2 separate regions of the Mus musculus genome follow, and region 2 is linked to region 1. The links are chromatin loops, found by intact Hi-C in ENCODE. Cell type or tissue: heart. All regions are shown on one strand. Links, peaks and the distances in the headings refer to the core of each region. The heading gives the core; the rest is flanking DNA.

Region 1 (10,420 bases), core at 1,657-9,656:
GAATTCTTGTAGAGTGAGTAGGCTGTGTGGGGAGTTGTAGCTGTGGCTCTTAGCTTTAGTGTGGTGATTTGAACATGCTTAGCCCAGGGAGTGGCACTATTAGGAGGCGGGGGGCCTTATGAGAGGAAGTGTGTCACTGCAGGGGTGGGCTTTGAGAGCTTCCTCCTATTTGCTTGAGGAAGCCAGTCTTCTCCTGTTTGCCCTTGGAACAAGATATAGAACTCTCAGCTCTTCCAGCGCCATGCCTGCCTTGATGGTAATGGACTGAACCTCAGAACCAGTAAGCCAGCCTCAATTAAATGTTGTCCTTTATAAAGAGTTGCCTTGGTCATGGTCTCTGTTCACAGCATGGAAACCCTGGCTAAGACACTTAGCTTTACCCATCCTCACCAGATCTTGGCCATCAACCCACAGAGATTTCCCCCACTGATGCCAGCCTGGCCACTCTACATTAAGCTTCCATCTTAATCTTCTGGAACCATCTTATTTATACCCAGCCATCGTTGTTCTTCCACTCATAACCCAGGACAGAGCACATTGTCTTCTGAGCAAGATATTAGCTGAGACATTCATCCAACAGAGAAAGGAGAGCCTGGACCTGAGAATACTTACTCGTTTGTCATTTTTGTGATCGTACAACTCAAGAGGAATGTGGGGCTTTGGCTTATCTGCTGTGAAGGAAGAAGAGCAAGGAGACTCTGCTACCAATGGGATCTCTTTCTCTCTGGAAAGGCACTTCCCATGGAGTGTATCACTGACCTCTAACACCTCTGGTGAAGCCTATCTTCACTCTCTCCTGATTTGGCTATTTCCATCATCGCTATTGTTCTCCTCCAGGTTAATGACACAGTTCTGTGGTGATTTTCTTGAGTGTCTCACTCAAAGACTGTTCAGATTTTAACTTGCAAGTACTTGAGAGCAAGCCACCTGAATTGCATCCTAATGAAAGGTCAAGGGGATTATCAGTGTACAACTGATTTTTTTTTCCTGTGCGTATTTCCCCTAATTAGGATGTCTTCATTCTGTCTCTCCTGACATAAAAATAGTACTTGTTCATTATTTTAAAATTCAGGCAGAATAGAAATACATGAAAAAGTAAAACCTCTTAATAATCCTACCAACTTTGGAAATTTTTACCGATTGAAATATAGTTCATATGCTGTAACATTCACTTAAAAAGAAGTAGCTTGTTAGTTTGAGATTTTTGTATCTCCATTGTCTCAGTACTAAAAGGGTTGTCCAGTTATTAACACCATCCGTTTCCAGAACTTCTCTAAGACACACAAAGAACTGTAATGCCTAAAGCAGTTACCCCGTACCCCACTCCTCAGTCCATAGCCATCACTAGCCTGTTTCCTGGATTTGTCTATTTTGAATGCCAATGTAAATTAGTTCATACAATATGTGGTTGGGCTGGCTTATTTTCTCATGGCTGTGATGAAAGCAACATAGGCAGGAAGGCTTGCTTTTGTCTTAGTTTGAGGGCACAGTCGGTCCTGGTAGGGAAGTCATCCAAGCAGAATCCTACAAGGGATGGATATGGAGTCCACAGGCAGGAAACAGATATTAGTGAATACTTGTGCTCAGCTCGCTTTCTCCTTAGGTTGAGTTCTGGAACAGCCACACCACACACACACACACACACACACACACACACACACACACACACACACAAGAAGAGCACCCACATTTAGAGTGGCGTTCCCACTCCAGTTAACCTGATCCAGATAAACCTTCACAGTCATCCTCAGAGACTTGTTTTGCAATGACTCTCAATCTGGTCACACTGACAACACAAACCACCATGGTGGTCCCTCTTGACACGAGGCTTTCAACACAGCATCTCAACATTCAGCCGCAAGTAATCATATTTTACTTTTTTCTGTGCCTGTCTGACTAGTCCACATTTCTTTTTGCCCCATACTTATAGATTTATTAGATATTTTCTTTATTTACATTTCAAATGCTATCCCCTTTCCTTGTTTCCCCTCCAAAAATCCCCTATCCCTTTCCCTCCTCCCCCTGCTCCCCAACCCACCCACTCCTGCTTCCTGGCCCTGGCATTCCCCTGTACTGGGGCATAGAACCTCCACAGGACCTCTCCTCCCGTTGATGACTGACTAGGCCATCCTCTGCTACATATGCAGATAGAGACACGAGTCCCACCATGTGGTTTTGATTGGTGGTTTAGTCCAAGGGAGCTCTGGGGGTACTGGTAAGCACAGGGTCCCCAATGAAGGAGCTAGAGAAAGTACCGAAAGAACTGAAGGGGTTTGCAGCCCCAGAGGAGGAACAACAATATGAACTAACCAGAGCTCCCTTGGACTGGCCCACATTTCTTATCTACCTAGTTTTTATTCACTGCTGAACATTTGAAGCCCACATTTAGGTTATTGTGAGTAATGGTGATTTGAACTTTCCTAAGGAAGGATTTGTGTGAATACGATTCAACTTCCTTGACCTGCGTGCTTTTGTGAATAAGCTCGAACCATTGCTGCATACCTCTTTATTGACAGGAAAATCTATTATGACATACTGTTCTCCCCAACTGCTGGCTCTGCTTTCCCATACAGAATTAGAAGGCCCTCCAGTCACCAAATGACTTGAGTGACCTCTGTTGGAAGAAAACATGGCACACACTGATTCACCTGGCCTACATGTCACTGTCCTTGACAAGTGACCTAACCAACTGGATCAAAAACTTCATGGATGTGGCAATGCTGAAGTTTTCCCAGACTCCCTTTCTTTCTTCCTCTGCCATGGGTAGGGACGTCTCAAACCTGGGCCCTATAATGAATGGACACTGGGAGCTGAAAAACAGAGCCATGTTCCCTAATAACCAGTGTAGGGAAATTAACATTATAAGTAATCAAGATTTGCCTTTTACAGTCATGACTATGGCAAAGCTGACTAGTGCATGGGCAAGTCATTTATTATCTTCTTTTCTTACCCAAGAGTGTGTAGTCTTTACACATATAAACTCATATAAACTCTCGGTTTGTTCCAGAAACTGAGATGCCAACAGATTAAGTGATTTATAAATAAATAAATAAATAAATAAATAAAGTAAATAATAAGAGAGTCAAAGTCAACCACTGTTTTTACATTTATTTGAGAGGGGCATGTACCACAGCACACACAAGGTAAGAGGACAACGTTCCAGTGTTGGTTCTCTCTCTCTGCTCTGTGTGTTCTGGAGATCAAACTCAGGTAGCAGCAGCTTAAGCAGCAAGTGCCTTTATCCTCTGAGCCATCTTGCCAGCCCTCCAAGTTAATTTTTAGATCTAATTTTCCATCAAGACGAAGGAAGAGGTAGTTCTGAAGAGCCCACCAAAACGTTCAGAATTCCCTCTTCCTTCGTCTTGATGGAAATAGAACCCATGCTGTTGCATGACTTTTGGGCTGAAACTCACAACGCATTCTTGCTATGCTAATGAGCTCATGCTAATTGGAAAGTTATGATAAGCCAAACTGTGTGCTGTGGTTTTCATAGATAGATAGATAGATAGATAGATAGATAGATAGATAGATAGATTAATGGGGAGGAGGAAAATTATAAGACTGAATGAATCCTTACTCCTTATCTCTGCAGCCACCGGGCTGGGATCTATACCAACAAATAGTTGGCTGCTTCAGTCTTTTCTGCATCGAACTGCACTTGTTCTGTCTGACTTTAGCTTAATTGCCTAACTTGTGCCCCAGAGGTCAAGTACCCTTGCCTAACAAAGGGCCCTAATGATGGAAGGACTCTCAATCAGCATCCACATTCCAGCTGATTTAAGGTACGGTTTCTGTGTCTCTATCTTATCATAAATAAATAACAATTTTATGTAACTAACCTTCAGAAACAAAGGACCTTGGTCCCATGCCACTGTTGTTAAACAATGGCCAGCCACCTAACAAGTCCCTGGGGTTAGACCACTTAAGGCTTTAGGGCTCCATGCACTTGTAGGTGACAAATGTTCACTGATAGACTCCAGAAACCTAGAGCAGGAGGCAATTGAGGAAGACTTTTCCTTCCAGTACTATTGTGAATACACAAAACTCCACTAAAAAATTATTGATTTGCATACTTTAAACCAGGTATGCATAAGTAGATAGGGAGTTGCTTGTTTCTCAAAGCAGCTTGTACTTATACTCATTTAGCATACTTTTTAAATTTTGAATTTATTTATATTTTATGGGTGTGAGTATAGTGCCTGAATGTATGTATGCGCACTGTGTGTCTGTGTGTGTCTGTGTGTGTCTGTGTGTGTCTGTGTGTGTCTGCGTCTGCGTCTGCGTCTGCGTCTGCGTCTGCGTCTGCGTCTGCGTCTGCGTCTGCGTCGCTCACAGAAGACAGAAGACAGCACTGGACCTCCTGGAACTAGAGTTACAGACAGCTGTGAGTCACCACGTGGGTGCTGGGAATTGAATGCTCTGAAGCACAGCAATTGATCTTCGATCTTCGCCACTGAGCTACCCCTCCAGCCCTTCAGCGTGCTTTTAAAAGGCTACACGCTGCAAACCTTTTTCACCAAGTCAGTTTCAGATCATCTTAAAGAGACTCAATTTACAAACAACAAGAAAGCTATTAAAATCTAAAGGACGCTTCCAAGGTCGCGAGAGAGCCCCCCGTAACCCATGGCCCTATTCAACAAATGCAGAGCCAAGATGGGAAGTGCGAAACCCACTCAAGACAGAAATAAAGATATCACCACTGAATCTTCTAGAAAGTTAGCCATCCATAAAGAGTTCCCTAGCAGTGGGCATGAGCCCTAGAAAACACTAGAAACATGCGTCTTTAATAAGGTGATGAATAGAAATGGTCACGGCCCTGAATTTGGGGGCAGAATCATAGGCAAATAAGCATGCACACTCTTCCTACTGTCGCCTCTGCTTCAGAGTCGGAGATTACCGTATGCCAAGGAGAATGGGGAAGAGCTGGGAGCATAGTTCTGGTGGCAGAATGCTTGCCTAGCACGAAACCCTGGACTCCATCCCCAGCACTACAGGAACCTGTTCATGGTTGCACATTCCTGTAATCCCAGCAGGATATAGGAAGATCAGAAGTTCAAGGGCATGCTTGGCTACATATTAAGCTCAAGGCCAACTTTTGAGAACTGATCTCCAAGATGAAAGGAGCAAAGAAGAGAAGGAAGAAGGGGAAGAGGAAGAAGGCAGAGGAGGAAGAGGAAGAGGAGAAACACAGAAGCTAGAGTTGTAGATAAAAAAAAATTAAAATTAAAACAAAAACTGTGCCCTCAAATCCCTCGGGATTCATAGTTCTCCTACCCCACCCAGAAACTCTGCTCTCCAGGACTGGAGGGGGTACCCACACTCTCTGCTGTGCTTCCAGACCTCATCAGGGTGCCCATCTCTGGCCATGGCCCAGGTGACCTAACCAAGGTGCCCATATCTGGCCATGGCCCAGGTGTCCTTGAAAATTGAGAGAAATGTCAAGGGAAGCCAGATTCTAGCGAAAAGCTCCAGGAGGGGAAATTGAACGCAGCCAGGGACCCTAAAATCACGTTCTATTGCCGACTCCCATCCCAGCTTGGGTTTCCTGGCAGGAATGAGGAAGGACCTTCCCGGGAGGCTTTCCCAGGAGTTGGGTCTATTTGTTTATAACATGCTAGGTTATTCTTAGATGCAAATGTTTCACAAGGTCGCCGAGATAAGGCAGATACAAAGGTCAGACAGCCAGTCTTAAGTGGGGGCGGGGGGAGACACATGTAGAGTGGGAAAGAGACCGTACATTGTCTCGAGGCCTCTGGGGGCCAACAATGTACTGGGGTTTGCCTAGGGCTTTAGACAATTGCTCGGGTGGGAAGCAGGAGTGGGGGTGGGGCAGGAAGCCCAGAAAAGGCAGGGAGAAAAACCAGATGTGGTTGGTGTGAGTTACCCCAATAGAAAGATCTTTTCACATGAACAGGAAGAGGGAGGGAGTGCTACATAGATTATTCTTGGCACTTTAAATTTCTTTCCTTTTCTTCTTTCTCTCAACTCCTTTCAAATGGCCTGTGCTCGCTGAAAAAAATAAAAAAATAAAAACCAAACGCCAAATAAATTTTCCTTCTCTCTGCAGAGCTCCACGGGCAGACATTCTGTCACTGCTTGTTATGAAGTAATTTCTGTTGGCGAAATGTAACACACACACACACACACACACACACATGCCTTCTCTTCTCTTCTTCTCTTCCAACTCTGGCTGCCGTCTGCACTCCCACATCGTTGTTTGACAAGACGTACGTATCAGGTCACAGAGAGTGTTCTCTGCACTTTCCACCAGAGCCCAGGAAGTGGGGTAAAATGGAAAAACCAAGGAGAGCCAGCCAGCCAGGGGCGGATCACGAGCCCGGAGGCCCTACCACCCAGGCAGGGCTGTGCTGGCTCATTACTGTGCTGCTCCTAGAAACCCTTGCTGAGACCAGAGTTCCTTCAGCTTTTATTGTCACTATTAAGAATATTAATGGTCCAAGGATCCCGAAGGCCGATGAGCATTTTCTTGAAATGCTTTTCCCAGGGTTGAGGCACAACTCTGTGTGACACATCATTAAATCCCACTGGCCACTCACCCAGCAAGGGCAAAGAACAGTAGACTCCTACCAGTGAAACAGAGTACAAAGAGCATCCTTGCCAGCCTGCGCCTGTTGCTCCAATTACAACTGCAGCTCCATTAGCAAGGGGACCCATCACGGTAGCGCTCTGGGGTCAGCATCCTGAGTCCCAGATATAGAAATCTTATCTGTAATCCTAAAATGTGTTTAAGGGCCACACCCTTCTCCTCCTAGGAGATTCTCTCTGCTCTCTATTCGTTGCTTTGCAGCTGCTCTTTCCACATTGGCACTGGGAACCCAGTTGCACTTCTCAAGGTCTGGGCTCAGAAACGCAAGCTGCTTTCAAGCCCAAGGCCTCCACATGGAACTCTTCCTTAGGGTAGAGCAGCGCCACGACCGGTCAGTGAGTGAAATACAGAGGCTTCCTAAACCCAAGGTATCAGAGCCCATAGGGAGCCACTCCTGGACCACTGTTGGAGAGATCAATACAGCGACACTAAGCCAGCGTTAGAGAACAAATCATTCGACTCACAGATTGGAGCTATATGGATGTATGAAATAGCAACAAGTGCTAATTGCAATCACTCATCCTGAGATCTCTGCTATCAAAGCAACATGTCCTCCGAGGCTGATCTTTGGTGATGGATTCCTGAATCTTGTCTGGCAGTACCCTGCAAAGAAGGAAGCCGTAACCGGTTCCCCTGTGTGTCTATCACTAACCATCATAGAGCAATGGTTCTCAACCCGTGGGTCACAGCCTCTTTGGGGGTTGCATATCAGATATCCTGTGTATCAACTATTTACATTGCAACTCATACAACTAGCAAAACTACAGTTACAAAGTAGCAACAAAAATAATTTTGTGGTTGAGGGGTCACCACAATATGAGGAACTGTGTTAAAGGGTCACAGGCCCAGGAAAGTTGAGAGCCTGTGGGCTTGTTTGATGTCAGCTTGACAGAAGCTATCGTCTTCTGAGAAGAAGGAACCTCTGTGGAGGCCCTGAGAAAATGCCTCCTTAAAAGCAGGTTGTAGGCAAAGCTATAGTTTTTTTTTTTTTAATTAGTGATGAATGGAAAGGGCCTGATCCATTTTGGGTGGAGTCACCCCTAGGTTGGTGGTCTTGGGTTCTATAAGAGAGCAAACTGATCAAGCCATGGAGAAAAAGACAGTAAACAACACTCCTCCATGGTTTCTGCATCCATTCCTGCCTCCAGCTTCCTGTCCTGACTTCCTTATAAGTCAAATAAACACTTTCTTTCCCAATTTGCTTTAAGCTTGGTGTTTCATCCTAGTTAAGACCACTGTATATACATAGCTAAGATCCAGTCCAAGGTCAGGTGGCCCGATTGACTTGTGAATAATGTCAATATGTCTGGGAATGATGTCATTTCATGACAGAAGGACATCCAAAGCAAACTATCTATATCACAAGCCAAGACCAGGGATATGAGCGCACCACTAGGTCCCACCTCCCTCTCAAAAGCACAACTCCCACCAACTTGAGCCTCTCTCATAAAGCTGGACTTCCTGAAAATCCTCAACACCTCTGGCATTGACCCCTGGGGATCAAGCCTTTAAGCCATGACCATCTTCCACATATTACCCAACACAGCTTCTCATTCCTCATTCCTCAGTTTCAATAATGACCAAGGCCTCCAGAGGGTGTAATAGGCCATCTGCATTAAAAATACAGATGCTTGGCATGGTGGTCACAGGACTAGAATTCCAGACTTGGAAGCTGAGGCAGGAGGATTAAGAGTTTAAAGTCAGTTTCAGTTACATAGTGAGACCCTGTCTGAAAGAGACAGGAATAGACAGAGAGAAGAGAAGGAGGGAGAAGAGGAAGGGTTTAAAAGACATAAAATCATGATGACATACACTATGATACACAGTGATACAATGATATACACACTGGTACAATGGTATACACACTGATACAATGGTATACACACTGATACAATGGTATACACACTGATACAGTGCTATACACACTGAAACAATGGTATGCACACTGATACAATGGTATACACACTGATACAATGGTATACACACTGATACAATGGTACACACACTGATACAATGGTATGCACACTGATACAATGGTATGCACACTGCCCCCAATGCTTACAACCCTAATCCAATCAGGAGAAAACCTCAAACAACCTCAAATTGGGAGACATCCTCAAAGCATCCCACTAGTACTCTTCAGAACTGTCATGAAAGCCAGGACTGAGCGACTGTTAAAACTGGGAGATCCAAGGACTGGCCATGCCTGTGTGCACCAAGTCCTTCTGGGTTGGATCCTGGAACAAAAAAGAAGTCGTTAAGAGGGAAAACAAAATCTGAATAAAGCCCATAGGTAGTTAATAGCAACTTACCCATATTAAACTTTCAATTTCACCAACTATGGAATGGTTATGTAAGATGCTGTTAGAGGGGAAATAAATGGGGTGAAGAGAGCCACGAACTGAGTGTATGCTTACAACTGCTCTGCGGGGCTGCAATCACTCCGAAATAAACTTCCTTCTAAAAAGAGAAACAGATTTAATAAACATGTCAACCAATCATTTGTGGGACATTACTTGACTTATGATCAAACTATTTAGTTCAGGCATGACGGCACAGACCTGCAATCCTAGGACTCAGGAGGCAGAGGGTGGAGGAATGGAAGTTCAAGGCAGCCTTGAAGCCAAAACCAAAGCAACAAGCAAACAAGAAATATTTTAAAATATTTAAAATATTTATGAGGTAACGTCAATTTTAACTGTTGTATGTTTGAAGGGATAGCTGATCACTTTCGCAGTTGTTGGGAGTCTCATAGTATACATAGTTTACATTTTTAATTTTCTTATTTGTGTGTGTCGTTCTGGGCCTCTAGCCCGGGGCCACCTACAGCAAGGACCCTACCATTGAACTACGCCTCTCGACCCCTGTAGTTGTGTTTTATAAAAGAAGTCTTCGTTTTTTTAGAAATAAAAATCGGAAGGATTTGTGAGTAGAATGGGTGATACAATGTCATGATATTTTTTCAAAAGCAAGACAGGAGCCACGAAGCGGGAGGGAGTAAATCATGGCTTAAGAAACCACGAGGAAATGCTGGGAATGAATGATGGGACTTGAGCGTTTGTTATTCTAAGATGCCCCAGCTTAAAATATTTTTTTGAAATTCAAAGTAGGGGGCTGAGTAGATACCCCAGTCAGTAAAGCACTTGCCTCAAAACTATGAAGACCTGAGTTCAGGTCTCCAGAACCTCTGTAAAAATCAAGTGTAGTTGTTGGGGTCGGTAATTCCAGAGACAGGCAGATGCTTGAAGCTCACTGACCAGCTGGCCTAGATGAGCCATTGAGCTCTAGAATCAACGAGACAGGCTCTATCTCAAAATATCTGATGAAGAGGGTAGGCCAGCAAGGGAGTTTGTGTGTATGCCTGGTTATCACTGTTCAGTCCCCAGATCCCTTAAGGTAGTAGGAGAGAATTGACTTCCAAGAGCTGTCCTCTGATCTCTACACTTATGCCATAAAGTTCTCTCTCTCTCTCTCTGTATATATATATATATATATATATATATATATATATATATATATATACATACATATACATATATGTGTGTGTATATATATGTGTGTGTGCGTATTAGATAGATGAATGAATGGATAAATGATAAATAAATAAAATTTAAAACATAGAGGATGCTGATGCTGCAACAAAGGGAGACTTCTGCGGTCAATCTCTGGCCTCCACATGCCCTCTGATCCACACATTGGCAACTCACGAACAAGTAAATACACCACAAGTATTCACAAATAAGTAATCCAAAGAAGAAAACCCATGACCACTAGCCCTTGATCACCGCAACATCCTGTCTCTTGCATTTTATC
Region 2 (10,420 bases), core at 1,297-9,296, 95 kb before region 1:
GTAAGGCACTTGTTTTCCTTTAAACAATTCTAAACTCACGCCTAGGAAACTGCTGCAAGCCTATTTTATAGCTGAAGAACCCAAGACCTAGAAAAGTAGTGATTTACCTGGGATTAATGGCCTCATTGGGAATAGATTCCCTGTCTGAGTCCTTGCTCAGCTCTACCCTAGCTGTGTGTGTCACCGGAGCATATAAACTAACTCCATTAGCTTCCCTGAAAATGAGGACAAAAGGGCCACTCACAGGTTTCCTGTCTTGCTCAAGACTTGAAAAGTGCTTTGTAAACTCTGAAGAAGAAAAGAGTGACTATATATGGGTAGCAATCTCCTTAAGCTGGTGGAATGGGCAAGGGGTGAAGCCAGTGAGCACTCAGGCCAGTGGGTCTCAACCTGTGGGTCTAGACCCCTTTGGAGGTCGACCATGTAGCATTAGGAAGGTTGAGAACCACTGACTTAAACTCGTGGTCCCGCCCTGTCTCAGAAGCTAGTGCATGCTCTAGAAATCCGCTCCTATGAAATATTCTCCTGATAGCTTCAAGCTACCATAAAGCCTCCTTGGCAGCTACAGATTTGTTCTTTTTGACTACTGTGTAGTCCCAGGTTTACTCTGAGAAACTTGGCTAAAACACTTTTAAATAATTTAAACTTCTTTTTAAAATATGTATATATTTAGCTACAGCTATGTATATATTTATCTTTAGCTAATTACAATCTTTGCATTAATACAGAAATATCCCAAGACCAAGGGATGGTGCACTCACCTTCCCCAATTTTGTTCCCCACGGGCAGCATTGGTCCACATACACAGTTTCAAAAATAGCATGTATGTGGACATACTGGACTATACTTGATGACTGGCCTTAGGGATCTGTGGTGGGTACTTCACTCTTACAAAGCTGCGAGCTGTTTTTCACAGTTACACAATACTTCACTGTAGAACTATGTCATACTTTGTCCTTGCTCTCTATTAGGTTATTTCCAACTTGTACTTTTTTTGAGGCAGAGTCTCATATATCTCAGAGTTGCCTTCATATTGGATGTAGCAGAGGGTGACACTCGGAATAGCTGATGTCCCTGCCTCCACTTTCAAGTGCTGGAATTACAAGCTTGAGCCACAACTCCAGGCTAATGTGGTTGGCGCTAGGGATCAAATCTAAGGCATGCGAGGCAAGCACTCTACAAATGAACTATACTTCAGCCTTCCAACCTGTAATTCTTATATATGGTATCATATGTAACCTCATTGTGTATATACCTGTGTGGACACAATTTATCTATGCTGAATTTATCCCTGCTATTTACTCAGTAGAAACCACTTCCTCCACTTTTCTTTTGGATTGCTTTTTCTTTTTTGTTTTTCGTTTTGGTGTTGGTTTGTTTTCGAGATAGGGTTTTTCTGTGTAGCCTTGGCTGGCCTAGAATTCATTCAGTAGACCAGACCAGCCTCAAACTCAAAGACCCCCTGCCTCTGCCTCCAGAGTGCTGCAATTAAACGTGTGTGCCACCACCACCCTGCTCCCTTTCCTTCACTTTAAGTAACATTGATGTCTACTCTTCTTCAGTCACCAAGCATGCCTCTGTTGGGCTTTGCAGAGAGACTTGGCATTCACATCCTTCTCTCACCTTGTCTAGTCAAACACTCCTGCCGACAAGCAGCATCTGCATGTGCAAAACACCCTCCGATAGCATCAGCCCAGGATTGCTTTAAATACACCAAAGAGGTCATGCCACAGTTAGTGAGTCTCATAAATAACCTCCTAATGAATAAGACAAGGATGCCAGACTTCCACTCTGCCAAAAGATCAGGTGCGTCTTCATTGGAGACAGAGAACACTGATCCCTCACCAGCCAAGCAAGAACCTTGCATGCCCATGGCAAGGGTCTACCTTGTGGGCTGCTCCAGCCTCTCTCAGCCCCCCACAGCCGCAGTCCATGCATCTCAACTCCTACTCCAGGGAAAATGCTGAAGCAAATTCCAACTTCCAGAGTTGTCTGTAGTTTCAAGAACAGACTTCTGGGGCCCATTTGTACTTACCGAGCATTCGTGCATCCTAGTTTCTAGTCCAACCGTAATTCACCTGCTACGTCTGCACTTTTGGCTGAGCTATGGTTTTCCTAAATTGAAACATTTCTTAGGCTCAAAGATCTCCCTGGTGTTCAAAAGGAAAATTGGTTTCCTATAAAAGCTTGGCACCGCTATCATTAATTAACAGAAAGCAGAATGCCTCTGTGTGTTTACCTTCACAAAGTGTATCCGTGCAATGCACATCTTTCCCGGAGGCATAGTTTATTCCTATAGAGCAGAAATTATGAATGTATTTAAAAATAAATGCATGTCTTTTACCAGCAGGGAAGTTTTGAAGAGCAGATGACATACTTCATCAAAGGACACCAGACATGCGGACGTGAAAATTAAACAGAGCCCTTTGGTAGGAGAAAGTAAATGCGATTAACCCTTTCAGTTAGTCTGAGGGCACTTTTCTACGGTTTGCTTCGACATTTCCAGCAATCTATGGGTTGTTAATCATCTAGCCAGACACTAGCTGTTTATATTTAATCGGATTTGGTGGAGCACAAGTATGTGTGTGAAAGGGGAAAAAAAGGAAAGGTTTTGTTACTAATTAGAATTTCAGACTTCCAGGGGAAGGTAAAGTTATAAGTCTCTCTGTATCTGTTTTTGTTTTGTTGAGTGAGCATCTCAGCACTTGACCTTGAACCTTGACCCAGATTGACCTTGAACTCCTCCCCAGCCTTCTGAATGCTCACATCACAGGCTCGTGCTGCCGTACCCAACTTACAGTTATATTGTTTTTAAAATGTGGCGTAGGAGTGTGGGTATAATTCACAGGTAGAGTGCTTGTCTAGCATGCAGAGTTCCTTAGGTGATCCTTAGGAACATACACACACACACACGCATACACACAAGAGAGAAAGAGAGACAGAGACAGACAGACAGACAGACAGAGACCAAGACAGAGAGGACACAGAGAGACTATACACACAAACACTGGGATGTTGCTAAGTTTTTAGAAAGAAAGAAACCTTGTTATTTGTGACCTCTTGATACTTCAGAAAAATCCATTCCTGGCAAGAGCTGGCCACTGAAGGTAGAAGACGCCATGAAACGAAAAACAGACAGATGGTTTCAGGATGGCACGAAGAAAAATGTAGTGAGGGTCTGTGGACAAAAAAAAAAAGTGTCTTAAGAGGCAGCAATATAGGTGGATCTCCATAGTCCAGCAAAAGAAAAGGGTTCATTGCTAAGCTGGAGAAAGAGGGAACCACTGAATGTACCTGAACTTCCCCAAAACTACAAACATGTCCAACATCAGTCTGGGTCTCACGGTTGGCACATGGCACTCAGCTGATGATCTACATCTCTTCAAACGAATTCCAGGGTCCAAACCAGTGCACGAGGATTATAACTAAAGCCTCCATGTGGGTGATGCTGGGCACATTATGTTGATAAGCCAGACTCTGCAAAATAAATATGACTTGATATCATCTCTGTGTGGAATCCAAGGTACAACCCTATGGTGGCTTGAATGAGAAGATCCTCCAGTCTCAAATGTTTAAACGCTTGGTCCTCAGTTGACATTGCTGTTTGGGGGAGGTACAGAATGTATAGCCTGTGGGAGGAGGTACATCACTGGAGGCTGGCTTTGAGGGTTTAAAACATCATGCAGCTTCCAGCTTGCCCTCCCTGTGTCATGCTGAGACTCTCAGCTTTCTGTCTCCGCTACCATGCCCGCCACTGTGGCTACGCTTCTCTTAGGCATGGTGAGTGACTACACTTGACAATATTGTGTCATAGCCCTGAGATTTTCTTAAATGTTCTTACTACAGGTAGAGTAGGAAATGCAAATTCTACGAGGTGACGGATATGTTAATAGTTAGACCGCGGTGATCACTTTGTAATGTACATACATACCCAAACGTCAGGATGTACACCTTAAATGTCTTAAATATGCACAGTTCCAATTTGTCATACTTCAGACAAGCTGAAAAAAAAAATCAGAATCTGTTCAGATCCTGAAGTGCGACTGAAATAAATATTCTTTGTGTGGTTTGGTTTTAGCTGGCATCATCTGAGTCACGATACATGGAAAGCTCTGAGATGGCTTGTAATGTTAGCTACGTTATCATTTGCATTAGATGATTTCAAGCCATAATGTAACCTGGATTATATCCAGTGGCAAAAGACTGCCTAGCATGCACCAATCCTTGGGTTCAGTCTGTAGAACTGAAAGAGAAAGGGGAGGAGAGGGGAAGAGAAGATAGTAATGACTTGTGAGTATGTCCTTGAACTCTGGAACCTCACTGTATATTATTATTATTATTATTATTATTATTATTATTATTATTATTATTATTATTATTTTGCTCCTATGATTTTTTTTATAACAAGGTTGGGGTGAGGGTAAGCAATGCTGTTAAACACTGTGTTCAATAAACACTTGCTGACTTTAATTAGAGATGATCTCCTATGTTCCACGATAGAAAACATCAAACATTTTAATTTAAAAATCCCACTCAGAATCCTTCAGACTTGTCGCTCACAAGAAGCAGGAGGCGCAGTGGGACCACAGCTGAAGGAAATAGCTGCTTGGCAGTCCTCCTCCCCTCCCCTCCCCTCCCCCCCTTCTGTTGAAGGCACTGCCAGCGCCAAACAGAGCAATGCCATGTGTCCTGGGAGCACCAAGCAACATCAATTCTATTAAACTGAAAATGGAACAGACCACAAAGTCCAGCAGGCGAGAGGCTTGCTGAGGTCTTGGCAGCAAAAGACAGGCACAAACAGGCAAGAGGAGCCAGAGGACAAGCCAGGCCAGCTGCAAACCTGAAGGTCTTGGTGCCAGCCACTGCTCGTTAAAGGATCACAGAACCTGCAGGATTCATTCCCCAACCTGCCCTGCATTGTTCTGCATGCTCCACTCTGTTCCACTTGCACTCTGAGCTCCCTGCTCTTTCTTTTGAGCCGGCTTCAATCTGGCACCCTGACTACACTTTCTTCTTAACAACAACCTACCACTTCACATTTGGGTCTGGCGTTTCTTCTTTACTTGGGATTGCTTAAGTGGCTTCTCTTATAACAATGAGTGTCAAGGTTCCTTTAGCCTGCCTTGGGAGCCTACTCCTGTGACTGTTTCCATTGGAAAGCCCAGGCATTCAGCCAGGCACTCTCCCTTGGTCCTTAGACATAGGAAAGTCTTTGGAAAATCCTCAAAAGACGTAGTGGATTCAAGCATAGCCCAGTTTGTGAATACACAGAACTTCAGCTCAAAGGGAGCAGAGGACTCATGGACACAGTACCTTTGTGGTCTCAGGCATCGGGCAGTTGGTATCAGTGAGCAGGCGCTGCAAGCCTGTCAACCAGGAAGTAGTCAGGAACCATACCAGGCCCATGTCACTGGACCCGGATGAGCACTAATTCCAAAGGAGAGGCTGCTATAGTTCCTACCAGGATTGATCTCATAACTGTGATAGGCAAGGAGTTAGAACCATTGGGAATCTAGCTTTCATGTAAGAGATACAGGGTGCAGACAAAAGCAAGGTGGGCAGAGACATGGTAATGAGGATACTTCCATGGAGGGCTGTGGCCTTTGACATTATTTTGATGAAAAAAAGGTTGTTCTTTCCACTCTCATAATGTTTTAGAGAACTTTAGGGAAAGAAAAAAAGTTGGCATAATTAGCAATTTTAGACTTTTATAACTAAGCAGAAAATAGTTTTGATAGCATCCACATATCTCGTCACATACCAAGATCGTTTATTTCCAGTAGGAATGCACCTGGTTAAAAGATAAGGAATAACCCCCTACTTTTGGAAAATCCAAATCGGACAACACACCACCCGATAGAGGTAGAGCAGTGCGTTAAAGGAAACGCCCAGGTCAGTGAGGCCTGCTGGGTACTGCATCACACTCGAGCCTGTTCACCAGGATCAAAAGGTCTCCTCCCTAAAGCGTGTCAGTAATTTAATCTCCCCCGCCATGTAATCTGGTTTGCAATTGTAAACCAATGCAAAATCATGACAGCAAATACTTAAATATATGCTTCGAACCTGGGCGATTGCCCAGAAGTAAAATGCATCCAAAGATCCAATATCCTGACATTTAATAAAAGTTTGAATTATATTTGCAGCCTGCTATGATTTAATTTTCCTGAGTTCAATATTTAATAAAACTATAAAAATCTATTACATGTATCTTGTGCTATTGCGCAAGGATAGCTAACCTGTCTCGTTCTAGTGCCATGCTGCAACAGATTAAATCTGAATCTCACCATTAGCTAGTTGGGTTACAAATCATTCAATCTGTCCGTCCTTCGGTTTTCTCCCCAGTTAGATAGGGATTAAAAGAGAATCTCTTTAAGGCGACTGTTGTGAAGATTCAATGATTGGACATAAAGACTGTGAACCACTGCTGAACATGCTGTGAGAACTCAGTCCATTTTAGTTAGGCTTAATCTCTTTTCATGTGTAACCGGTACCCTCTGGTTCTTGTTTTGTTTGCTCACTGGTGTCAAATGGCTACATACAAACTCTGTTAAGAGAAGAGAAGAATTTTGTCAATTTGTGAATTCAACAAGGGCACCCTGAGGTCAAATGAGCCGTATTAGCAGAGAGATCTGTCTTGAATCAAACATGAGTCCTATGAAGGTTGAAGTTAGGGCAAACTTAAACTTCACAGGCTCCTAAGCTCCAAAGCTGATAACATGTTCACAAAACACCAGAAATCTATTTCTGATAAGCTGATAAGTTACACTTCTCTTGTGTCTATTTCGGCCATTTCTACCCCAAGCCCTATAAAACACTAGAAACATCCCAAGATGCTGTGGACCCTCAGAAGCTAGAAGGCAGGCTGTAATGCCAGCTCACCGTGTTAGTGAGTGAAATGCTCAATGAACCTTGAGTTGACAAAGAGCTGATGAGGCCTCTTTTCTTCGTGGATGCTTGATCTGCATCAGAGCAAGGTGCTCACGAGACTGGGACAACTGAATGCAAATATTTTACTTAACTTTTTTCCTCTGTAAAACTGTGACTTTGATTCCCTTCCTGGGTGTCTGAATATTTTTGGAAGAATGTGGCACAGACTGCCTGACTACAACAGCTCCTACTTATCAACAGTTCAAGTGTATTTAACCTCCAGGACAGTCCATTCAGGAGTTATTACCCTTGGAGCCATTTTAAGGGTGATGAAATAATGGAAAATGGAAAGATTGAATTTTTCTAAAATCACACAGCTATTGACCTGGGCATATCAGCCTGAGACTAAGTCTTATCTAACTTCTGAAAACACCACATTTAACTACTGCACTGTAGTAAATGCTGTTTCCTATGGAGGCTGGGGAGATAGTGCAATGGGTAAAGCACTGTATGTATTATTATATGCAAGCATATGTATGTCTTATTGTATGCAAGCATGAGTATCTAAGTTTGTATCCCTCTTACCTGTGTAAAAAGCAGGCATGGTGATGTGGGACCCAAGGCTGGGAGCTGGAACCAGGAGGATCCCAGAAGAGCAGGCCAGCCTGGCAAGTCAAATGACAAGCTCTAGGCTTAGGACAAGACCTTGTCTCAGAAAAGGTGGAAGGTAAAGAGAGGAAGACAGCTGACATTGACATTGACCTCTGAACTCGAGGTGCCACACTCACACACACTGTCTCATACTCAAGCTTGCAGCACACAATCGCAACCACAAAAGAACTCACGAAGTCGCTGATAGAAGCTTGCCTACAACACTATCAAGAAAGCTGACATGTAAGCCAGGTGTGGTGACACATGCCTTTAATCTTGGCACTCAGGAGGCAGATCTACAAATAGTTCGAAATCACCCTCATCTACAAAGTGAGTTCTGGGCTACACAGAGAAGCCCTGTTTTAAAAAAAATCATCCCTCTCTTACAAAACAACAACAACAACAACAACAACAACAAAAAAAAACCCTGAAAAACCAGAGATATGAGGTACTTGTCCAAATACTTCAGCAAAGGAAATCTTGGGACAGGAACTCAGGACTCCTGACTAACAACCCAAGACCTTTTCTCTGGAACCTGGTTGTCTCCTTTTACCAAAAGAAACAGTTTTCTAGCATGGATAAACCAGATTATCCTCCTCTCAGAATGCTAAAATGACTTGCTTTTCAGACATGGCTCACTCTTGTTTCACAGGCTCTGTCAATTCTTTTGTAACCCAGAAAATGTTGACGCAAATTAAATTCTGCAGGTTTTTAGTCAAAACATCCATGGTTGTGGGTTTCCTTGTGTTTGTCTTTTCATTTTCCTGCATTTGAAATTTCCAGTTAGGCCATAATTTGTAGGTTTAGATTTTTCAAAACCTACTTTAATAAGGGTTCTTAAAACCTTCAACCTCCCTCTAGCCCACCTACCAGAGATAGGGGGAAATAGAGTTTAATAGACAATGGGGAGTGTAGTCCTGTTTAGAAGTAGTTCTTTGGGTCAATTACAGCATTTGTTGTCAGAATATGAGCAGTCCAGTCCAAAACACCAAACACAAATCAGTAGCAGCAGCTTGGTCCAGAAGAAACTTCAGGCTCCTCTGAATCAGCATGACTCTGCCAACCTGGCAAGAAGCAGCTGGAACACAAGAAGTTCTTTGGTGCTTTTCTCTCTATGAAGTCCTGACAAGCGAAGATCAGCAAAGACCATTGAAGTGTTGCAAGGCGAACCAACTCAAGAGCGTCCTCTCACTCTCTGTAGGGTTATGTTTATATTCTTTCTAAACATTACACACCCCCTCAAGCATCCACTCCAGCAAAACATCACTGCCCTTTCGCAAAAACAACTTTCAGGAAAACGCCATGTGTTTGGTCTCAGCAAACATCCTCTCATAAGACAGCATCCAGGAAAACATCACATGACACAACCGAGTCTCCAAAGAAACCAGAAATTTCCACTTCAATAATTCCTGTAAAGGAAAAAGAGAAAGAAAGAACAAAAGAAAAAAAGGGAAGGAAGGAAGGAAGGAAGGAAGGAAGGAAGGAAGGAAGGAAGGAAGAAAGAAAGAAAGAAAGAAAGAAAGAAAGAAAGAAAGAAAGAAAGAAAGAAAGAAGAGAGGGAGGGAAAGAGAGAGGAAGGAAGGAAGGAAGGAAGGAAGGAAGGAAGGAAGGAAGGAAGGAAGGAAGGAAGAGACAGTTCATACCAGTCATGCCTGCCATTTATCCACCAGATAGCTGGCACATGACAGATGTGGTGGTTAAGTGAGGTTCAGTATCTTACCTAAAATGCCTATTGTGCCTGGCCCATTTGTCACGGATGCCCTCAGTACACTACCCATGTGATGACTATTCACCAAAAAAGCATATAAAGAATACCAATCTAATTATGATGAAAATGAAGCTTGTCTGTAGTTTAAAGAGAAGGCTGGTCGTCCCCCCCACCCCCCCAAAGGTTCTACTATGTCATGAGAGGAGCTGGAACATGAGTCTCCCACCCAATAGTGAGGAACATATTTGAAGTTACACACAAGGGTTTACTTGTTAAAGATATTACTCCCAAGAGAAAGAAGCCACGTACTTTGGCCTGGAACAACAGGAAGGATTCCATGAGGATGTCTCCAAAATTAACCCATATTGATTAGATTATAATATAACATACTAATTATATTAGACATGTAGAGACTCTAGAGTTGCATTTCTAAAGAATGTTGAAAATGTTAAGGTTATGAGTATTTGAAAATGGACTAAATATATTTTGCATTGAAATATGGCCATGAGTATTTCAGGGACAAGGGTAGAATATTATGGATTAATATGGTTAGTTCTAGACTCCACTCATGGTGATATAAAAAATGTAAAGGTTGCAACTCGTTTGAAATATTTTGCTTTGAGGGTAGAGCTCATGAGTATCATGTACACACAGAGATGACTAGAGAAGTGTTTTCATGGCTCAGCCACTCAGTGGCTGCTACCACCATGGTCTAAGGAGCCCATTTTCTGCTTCATTAATGTAAGCCAATCTAAGCAAAATACTATTTATAATAATTATTTGTTTCCTTAGTCCAGGTACTGTAATCTCAATTTAATGAGTGGACAGAAAGAAATGAGGAAAAATAAGAGATATTGTTTGCTTGTGTAGTTGAAATAAATGTAGATTTTTTTCTGAATCTGCCGTTTTCTCTATCTCCTTCTGTGTGTGTATGCGTGTATGTGTGTAAATACATTTATTCTGTTTCTCCAGAAAGTGCTACCTAATAAACTGCAGTATTCGTTCATTATTACTCCCCCCTATTTTACAGTCTGATCATCACCTGAGAGATACTCTGAGAGTTCCCAGTCGTAGCATGACTAAGTAGAAGAACATGAACCTAAGATCCCCCATCTCCAGAGTGCACACCCATAGCATTGCATCACACTGCCTTTTCCAACATCACAGACAACTAGAGCATACGTCAGTCTGCAG

The links. Peaks named below come from ENCODE experiments on the same cell type or tissue, not always from the same donor. Only the 100,000 strongest peaks of a DNase experiment are listed, where the experiment ranks them.
Region 2: a loop joins it to region 1, with 2.3 times the contacts of the local background. A loop is called at or near these places in 3 of 42 quality-filtered maps.

What each region holds. Positions count from the first base shown.
Region 1 is chr17:80,821,519-80,831,938 of GRCm38, reverse strand. No RefSeq gene overlaps it. Among named protein-coding and RNA genes, the nearest start is that of Gm33596, 17 kb to the right of the region's middle. In heart, for the core only: a CTCF peak has its summit at 8,166 (motif pointing right); DNase peaks (open chromatin) are centred at 5,698 and 6,268; H3K4me3 peaks cover 480 bases; H3K27ac peaks cover 2,181 bases.
Region 2 is chr17:80,916,224-80,926,643 of GRCm38, reverse strand. It overlaps C230072F16Rik (RIKEN cDNA C230072F16 gene), which reads right to left. Exons shown (of 6, transcript NR_131127.1): 2 at 3,295-3,477; 3 at 3,043-3,178. Among named protein-coding and RNA genes, the nearest start is that of Tmem178, 23 kb to the left of the region's middle. In heart, for the core only: a CTCF peak has its summit at 4,562; a DNase peak (open chromatin) is centred at 4,763; H3K27ac peaks cover 270 bases.